Linked DNA regions of Homo sapiens: region 2 is linked to region 1. Evidence: chromatin loops called from intact Hi-C (ENCODE). Cell type or tissue: K562. All regions are shown on one strand.

The links. A loop is a pair of places that touch in the nucleus more often than their neighbours do. Peaks named below come from ENCODE experiments on the same cell type or tissue, not always from the same donor. Only the 100,000 strongest peaks of a DNase experiment are listed, where the experiment ranks them.
Region 2: a loop joins it to region 1, with 8 times the contacts of the local background. A loop is called at or near these places in 4 of 110 quality-filtered maps.

Annotation. Positions count from the first base shown.
Region 1 is chr2:26,169,579-26,173,578 of GRCh38, reverse strand. GAREM2 (GRB2 associated regulator of MAPK1 subtype 2) reads right to left here and starts at 491. Exons shown (of 6, transcript NM_001168241.2): 1 at 247-491. The coding sequence starts at 358. In K562, a CTCF peak has its summit at 1,911 (motif pointing left); DNase peaks (open chromatin) are centred at 118, 478, 908 and 1,918; H3K4me3 peaks cover 1,014 bases.
Region 2 is chr2:26,467,722-26,471,721 of GRCh38, reverse strand. It overlaps OTOF (otoferlin), which reads left to right. Exons shown (of 47, transcript NM_194248.3): 31 at 572-601; 32 at 1,001-1,129; 33 at 3,248-3,314. Among named protein-coding and RNA genes, the nearest start is that of DRC1, 68 kb to the right of the region's middle. In K562, CTCF peaks have their summits at 271 (motif pointing left) and 2,431 (motif pointing right); a DNase peak (open chromatin) is centred at 2,431.

The DNA.
Region 1 (4,000 bases):
GGGAAAACTCTGTCCCGGGCCCTGTCCCCGGTGTCTGTGCCTGTGCTTGTCCGCGGGGCCCAGGAGGCGGACCTGGCGGGTGGGCCCCGCGTCTCCCGGGAGGCGCGCCAGGAACCGCTCGGGGCCCACGCCGGGGAGCTGGGAGGGTGCGGGTGCCGCACCCTCCTCACGATCCCTCTGGCCCCTGGCTGGAGAGCCCACCATTTCCCCGCGGACCCCGGTCCCCATCTCCAGCGACCCCGGTACCTGGCCCAAGGCAGGCGAGCGTGGGCAGGCGGCAGCGGCTGACGATGAGGTCGAGCGGGAAGGCGCCCATGCTCCAGCGCAGGCCGGCCAGCCCGGCCGCCAGCTTCTCCATGGCATGGGCGCCCCGGGGCCGCCGTCCCGGGGCCCCGACGGTCAGTCCCGCGCGGCCCAGGCTCTCGCGCCCGCCGCCACCTCCCGGGGCCGCCGCGGCGCTCGCCGCCTGGCAGCCCCGCCGGGCCGCGGGCGTCACGTGGCCGGCCTCCCCGCAGGGCGCCGACCCCGGCCCCGCCCCCGGGCCCCGCCCCCTCCTCCCGGACCCCGGCCCCCTCCTCCCGGACCCCCGCCCCCTGCTCTGTCCGCCCCGACCCGGACTCGCCGCCGGACCCACCCCCGGACCTCCGCCCCCAGCCCTGTCCGCCCTGCCCCGCCCCGGCCCCCTCTCCTCGGACCCCGTCCCCGCGCCCCCTTCTGGGACCCCGGGTCCCCAGCCCCGCGCTCCGTCCGCCCGCCCCTGCCCCCGCTCCCCGGCCCCCACCCGCCGCTGCCGCCAAGCCCCGCCTCCCCTCCCGCCAGCTTCCCCGCGCCCAGGTGACGGCGGGTGATGGAGGACCCCAGGGCGGGCGCCTGGAGGGACAACGAAGTCCCGAGCGGCATCTGCGGAGTCGGCGCGGGGTCGGCCTCCTCCTTCTGGCTGGGTGTGTCCGGGCCCCGCCGCTCCCCCTCGTGCTGGCCTCCCGGAGGCCGCGCCCACCCGCGCCCTGTCCTGCTCCGCCGCCCAAAGCTCGGGTTCTGAATTCTGCTCTTCCAGGACCTTCATCACCTCCGGCTCCGTGGAGCTGGGCGAGGCAGCCTCCTTAACCCCATTTTACTGATGAGCAAACTGAGGGGCAGAGGTCAGGTGGCAGCCAGGACTTCAACCTAGGTTGGACTTCAACCCAGATTTGACTCCAACCCTACTGCCCAAGAGCACCCTACAGCGCCCCACCATAGAGCACCTTCCACGTTCCCAGCGCCCCCTTAGCCGATAGCCCTGTGTCATGTAAACCGGCGCTCCAACCCTTCCACAGCACGCGGTGTGGACTGCGTCCATTCTGCAGATGAGGAGGCCGAGGTTCGAGGGCGTAACCGGTGCTGCGGTCTCCTCTCGGATCATTACAAGAACCGCCTTCCTCCCCCACCGCCACCATCCCTTCTCTCTTTTCCTTCTCTTTTTTTGAGACTGGGTCTCACTCTATCACCCAGCCTGGAGTGCAGTGGCGCGATCTCGGCTCACTGCAACCCCCACCTCCCGGGCTCAAGCGATCCTCCCACCTCAGCCTGCGGAGTAGCTGGGATGACAGGCACCTGCCACCACTCCTGGCTAATTTTTTTGTATTTTTAGTAGAGACGGCGTTTCACCATGTTGGCCAGGCTGGTCTTGAACTCCTGACCTCAAGCGATCCTCCCGACTCGGCCTCCCAAAGTGCTGGACTTACAGGCGTAAGCCACCGCGCCCAGCCTTCGTTCCCTTCTTTTAATTTGCGTTTCCTTTTCTGCTGTCCTCACCTCTTCCTTCCAAGCCCCCTGGACTCCAGCTCGGGGCCTCCCTTTGGGACCCCCTTCCCAGAAGCTTAGATGGCCTCGGCCTCGGCCTCGCCCTCTCTGTGTCTGCGGCGCCCTCTGCAGGTAATTGGGGGATGATGCGGGCCTGGCTGATCTCGCGGAGCCAGCGGGCCTTAGTCCCTAGGCTGCTCCCTCACGGGAGTGTAGTGGCACGATCTCGGCTCACTGCAACCTCCGCCCCGCAGGTTCAAGCAATTCTCCTGCCTCAGCTTCCTGAGTAGCTGGAATTACATATGTAGCTGGGATTACAGACAAGCACCACCATGCCCGGCTAATTTTTCACCTGGCTAATTTTTGTATTTTTAGTAGAGACAGGGTTTCGCCATGTTGGCCAGGCTGGTCTCGAACTCCGAACTCAAGTGATCCACCCGCCTCGATCCATCAGTCCTCAGCCTCGGTACCCCCGGAAGAACCCCACCAAATACAAACAAAACCCTCTCTTCTGAGGTGACTGACACCTGGCATCTTATGGCTCGAACCCCATGAGAAATGGCAGCCGACAAGATGAACACCACTTCTCAGCGAGAAGAGACGTTTTAGATCAGTGGTTCAATCCTCAACTGCTGCAGAGGAAAAAACTGAGACTCCAAGAGCAGAAATGCTTTGCTCTAAGGTCACACGGCAAGAAAGAGGCAGCGCTGCGACCAGAAGGCAGGACCCCCACCTACCAACTTGACCGAGGCCCTTCCCCAGCCTGGCCCAAACCCAGCCCGCTCACCCTGGCCAGGGAGGAGCTGCTCACCCCGGTGACTCAGGCAGCCCAGATGGACTCCGCTCTCCTGAGTCTGTAGGGGTGGGGTGGGTTCTTTCCCAGGGAAGTGGGAAGGTGAAGCCTGGCAGGAGAAGAAAAGAAAATACAGTGAAAATATAGGAGTCTTAAGAAGGGAATGGGCCAGGCGCGGTGGCTCACACCTGTAATCTCAACAGTTTGGCAGGCCAAGGCAGGTGGATCACTTGAGGTCAGGAGTTCGAGACCAGCCTGGCCAACATGGTGAAACCCTGTCTCTACTAAAAATACAAAAATTATCCAGGCAAAAAATTAGCCGGGCATGGTGGTGCTTGTCTGCCACTCCAGGTACATCTGTAATCCCAGCTACTCAGGAAGCTGAGGCAGGAGAATTGCTTGAACCTGGGAGGCGGAGGTTGCAGTGAGCCGAGATCGTGCCACTACACTCCAGCCTGGGTGACAGAGCGAAACTCCATCTCAAAAAAAAAAAAAAAGAAAAGAAGGGAATGGAAGGTCTGAGACAGGAGGGCGAAAAGGCCGGAAGAAGCAAGTGAATGAGAAGGGTGCTGCCTTAGATTCACTTTTCTTCCCCTACCCTGTAGGGTCTCTCTTTAGGGTGACCGTGTGTCATCCTAACTGGGAGACTTTTAAGAGGGAAGCCGGTACTAACCACCTCCCCACCCAGCTAGGACAACAGGTGCAGGTAGCCTGGGCTCCAGACAGCAGGTATAAACTGGCATTGAGCCACGTGGTCACCTTCTCCCTGCGCCCTGGACAGAGACGCCACATCTACGGTGGCTTCTCTTACTCAGCATGGCCGGCTCTCCTCAGCTCCCGACCTCAACTTCCAGCTCTACCCCTTCGCCCCCAAAAGGCGTTCACAGCCACTTCCATTTCCACAATCACACTTGAACCGGGTCCCCTTTTATTTTCTATCCCAGCTGAGGACATCTCCTTTACCCTGGTCTCCCAACCTGGAAATCTTCTCCCTAACCTTTATACCAAACTAGTCACCAAGTGCTGGCAATTCCTCTTCCACCAGGTGTCATGGAGCCCCAGCCTCCTCTTCCCAGGAGCTCCAGTCCCAGCCAGGCTTTCGTTCACAGTTTGGATCTTCTCTCCCCCAGGCAACCTGCCTATTTCACACCCAAAACCTATAACCCTGGATTTCGGCTGAGTTAGGGGCAACACCGCTGTGAGACACCAGGCAGATTCACCTAACTAAATGGACCCACCTCCTCACTGTTGCAGAATATTCCAGAGCCTTTCCAGGGCTTCTTAACTGTTGTCAAGTCTCCAGGGACCTGACACAAGTGTCCAGACACATACATCACTTGATTTGCTGAGGCTCAGGAGTCCTGCAGGAAGGAACTCAGCTTCTCTTGGAGGCAGAAATGTTTAGATCTTTCCTTGGACTGAGATTGC
Region 2 (4,000 bases), 300 kb before region 1:
GGTATGTGTGTATGAGAGACAGAGTGAGCCATCACAGTTTATTATAATCACCTGCTATAATTTTTACTCCAACAAATGACACCATAGGTAATGATTCCTTATGAGATCATCAGTGTCCTTTCCAAAGAGTCCCTGGTTTTCCATCCCAGCCATTCACAAATGACACTTCCCTGGCCTGGGTCAGAGGAGGATTTCCAGGTGGAAGCTCCTTATTCCTCCTGGCTTTGGGCCTAGGACTGTTCATCTGCCAGAGAGAGAACTGCCATCTGGGGGTTGGGTGTGGAAGTGGCGTACAAGCTGTAGACCCTACAGGGAAGGGCAGAACGTGGGCCAGCCTGGAACACAGCCCACTGTTCCTTTGGCCACCCAAAGAAACATCCTCACTCAGACCCTTTGCAGACTCACCAGTCAGAGTGCTCTTATTAATGCAAAGTTGGCCTTGCGGGCACAGGGGCTGCCAGCACACAGTAATTTCCATCTCGGCTCCTCCACACACCCTGTGCTAGGCCACTGCCTGCCACTCCAGGCCCCAGTGGCTGATTCTGCCCCTGTCTCCTTGGTTCCTCTGCAGACTTCTGAAGCTGTTGTCAAGGTGGATGTGGTGAGTGTGGGGGCCATGCAGGGGCTCTGGGGTGAGAGGGTCCTTTATTGGCAATGATGTCAGGCCAAAGGGTCCAGCATCAGGGACAGAGCCAGCCCCAGCCCCCGCATGCTTGGGCCAGCACACCTCCCCTAAGATGCAGTGGAAAAGAGCTGGGTGAGTGCAGGACTCGGTGCCAGTCCTGCTTGGGCGAGTGGATCGCACTGGCAGGTCACAACACTCTGTGGCCTGTGGCACCTTCTCCATAAAATAAGGCCCTGCCCCTTGGACATGGGTGGCCCCACAGAGCCTCATGGAGCCCAAGGCTTCCTGCTGACAGATGGCGGAATGGGTGGAGGCTCTCGGGATTGTCCAGGCAGGAGGAGTCCATGTAGGACTCTGGACCTGGCCAACCTGCAGGCTGAGGAGGAGAAGGAGAAGAAGAAGAAGAAGAAGGGCACTGCGGAGGAGCCAGAGGAGGAGGAGCCAGACGAGAGCATGCTGGACTGGTGGTCCAAGTACTTTGCCTCCATTGACACCATGAAGGAGGTGAGACCTCGGGTAGGGTGAGGGGAGGTGACCCCCTCCACACTCAGACCCTCCTGTCCAGCTTCTTTCCCACGGCCCCCAAGAGCTGGATCCCAACTCCATTCATGTGAGTTTGGGATGGTTTTGTCTCACATCCTTGAAATCCTAGCTCAGAACTCACCTTCCAAGATGATGGTCCCATCTACCTTCCCTGCTTGGTTTTCTTTTGTCCTCATTGACTCATTCCACAAATGCCTCTTGGGTATATGCGATGAGCCAGGCTCCATACTAGGTGCTATGGGAGCCAAAAGATGCCACACCTGCCCTGATGGGCCTCCGGTTTACTGGGCAAAATGGACATGTAAACAGAGACTTAGAGAGGACTATGTGATAACAAAGGCAAATCATGGCTTGGGGGAATCAGGGAAGGCGTCTCAGAGGAGGTGACCTTTGTGGAAAAGGAGAAACATGTTCTCAGAGGCCATAAGGGAACAACTGCTTATCAGTAGTCCTTACGACTCTTCTTCATAATGTTTTATTTTACACATCTTGGTCATCGGCACGTGAATGATTCTTCCCCTATTACACATATGTGGGTTCCATCTGTTTGGCCAGATTGCAAGTTCCAGAAAGCGCATTTCTCTGCTTTCTTGTTTGTGTCCTCTCCACGCTGCCTACCTAGCTCAGGGTGCTCTGACTGGCCACCTGACCAGGAGGGACACATGCCTGCAGTTGTGTTTCCTCAGTGGGGCCAGAGCTGATCCAGCCACATCCTCTCCCAGGCCCTTTCTGTGACCCAAGCTAGGTGTGATATTTATTAGAGCACACATTAAGCTGCTGTAGCAAGTTAGAGTGAAGTGAACAAGACAGCAGTTTATTTCTCACATAACATCTCAGAGAGTGGGGGTTAGGCTGGTATGGTGGCTCAGTGGTGTCAAGGACTAAGATCCTGACCTCTTGTTTGTCACATCTGTAAGGTTGGAGGTGACTCAACATCATGTTCTAATTCAAGTGCACAGGAAGGGTTAAAGAGGAGATGAGGCATATGCTTTTCTTTTTCAGGGCCCAATCCAGAAGCTGCACATATGACTTCCACTCACATTGATCAGAATCTAGTCCCTTAGCTACACTTATCTGCAAAGGAGGCTGGGAAATGTAATCTTTCACAAGGTGGCTGTGTGCTCAGCAAAACTTGTAAAAATAGGAGAACAGATCATTGAGGACAACTGGTAGTCTCGTCTCCCACCATCAAGTTGGCCAGGCTGGAGCTGCAAGAGGCTGCCTGTTGTCGTCTCTACTCCTGCAATTTTCACAGACTGCCACCAGGTGGCGGTGGCGACTTAGTTGAAACCTGGTTTCTAGTTTCTAGTAAGATTTATTCTCGTTTCCAGTAAGATGGGGTGTGCTGAGTGAAAGAAAATATAGTACATTTTCTTACTGTTATACTTTTGTACATTAAAACAATTTATTAATATCACTAAAAGCAACATTAAAATGCACTGTACTTTTTTAAGTAGAAAATGTAAATATTTATTGCAAGGTGTTATTTCTTTTTTTTTTAAATTATACTTTAAGTTCTAGGGTACATGTGCACAATGTGCAGGTTTGTTACATATGTATGCATGTGCCATGTTGGTGTGCTACACCCATTAACTCGTCATTTACAGTGGGTATTGCTCCTAATGCTATCCCTCCCCTCTCCCCCAGCACCACCACAGGCCCCGGTGTGTGATGTTCCCCTCCCTGTGTCCAAGTGTTCTCATTGTTCAGTTCCCTCCCATGAGTGAGAACATGCAGTGTTTGGTTTTCTGTCCTTGTGACAGTTTCTTCAGAATGATGGTTTCTGGCTTCATCCATGTCCCTGCAAAGGACATGAACTCATCCTTTTTTATGGCTGCATAGTATTCCATGGTGTATATGTGCCACAGATGCATAAACCCCTAAGTACCACTAGTCACACTGTACACATTATAAACTTTTTTTAACCCACTTAAGCAGAGCACATGGTGGACTTGAAATGCAGTAGGGAAGATTTTCTACTTCTAGTGCATTAAGACTGGTCTGGGCCCACAATTTGGGGTCAACAGACTCCTCCCCAGGAAACCCACCTTCTGTCCTTTTCATCTCATCTTTTGGCAGCAACTTCGACAACAAGAGCCCTCTGGAATTGACTTGGAGGAGAAGGAGGAAGTGGACAATACCGAGGGTGAGCCCTGGAACCTGGAACTCTGCCTCCTCCTCCCCGCCCCTGGGTGGTCAGCTCTCCTGCCCACCTCATCACCTGCTTCTCTTTTCCCTCCTGCCAGCCCTCCCAGCCTTAGTAGCCAGGGAAGCAGCATCAGTAATCCATGGGCAGTACTGGGCAGGCTAAGGCCCTTGTCCAGGGAGGCTTTTACTCTGACCAGTTCAGCACCCACAGTGATGGGCAGACATTTAGAGCCACAGAACATCAGAGCTAGAAGGGACCTCAGAGCTCATTCCATCCAGCATTTTCCAGACTCTTTTCCATGAAGAAAATTGATGGATGTTCTAGAAGGAACAAATTAGTTTTGGTCAAATTAGTTTAGGAAAAGCTGATTGAAACAGCTTGTTTTGGTGCAGGACTTTTCATACCCTTTACTGTGCAAATGTTATTATACATCTCTAAAAGGAAGACACAGTATAAAATATTTCCCCAGCTTATTGGATCACAGTACCCTTTCTTCTAAAGCATGCCAGCAGCATCTGCACCAGGTGCTCCACTGAATGAGGTTTGGGAAATGCTAATACAGAGTGTTATTATTATGGACAAGAAGAGGGAAGCTAGTGAGGAAAGTGAGTGGGCAAGGAACTGCGCAGCAACAGGCCTCCACCCCCAAACCCATGCTCCTTCCTGCCCCTCTCTTCCAAAGG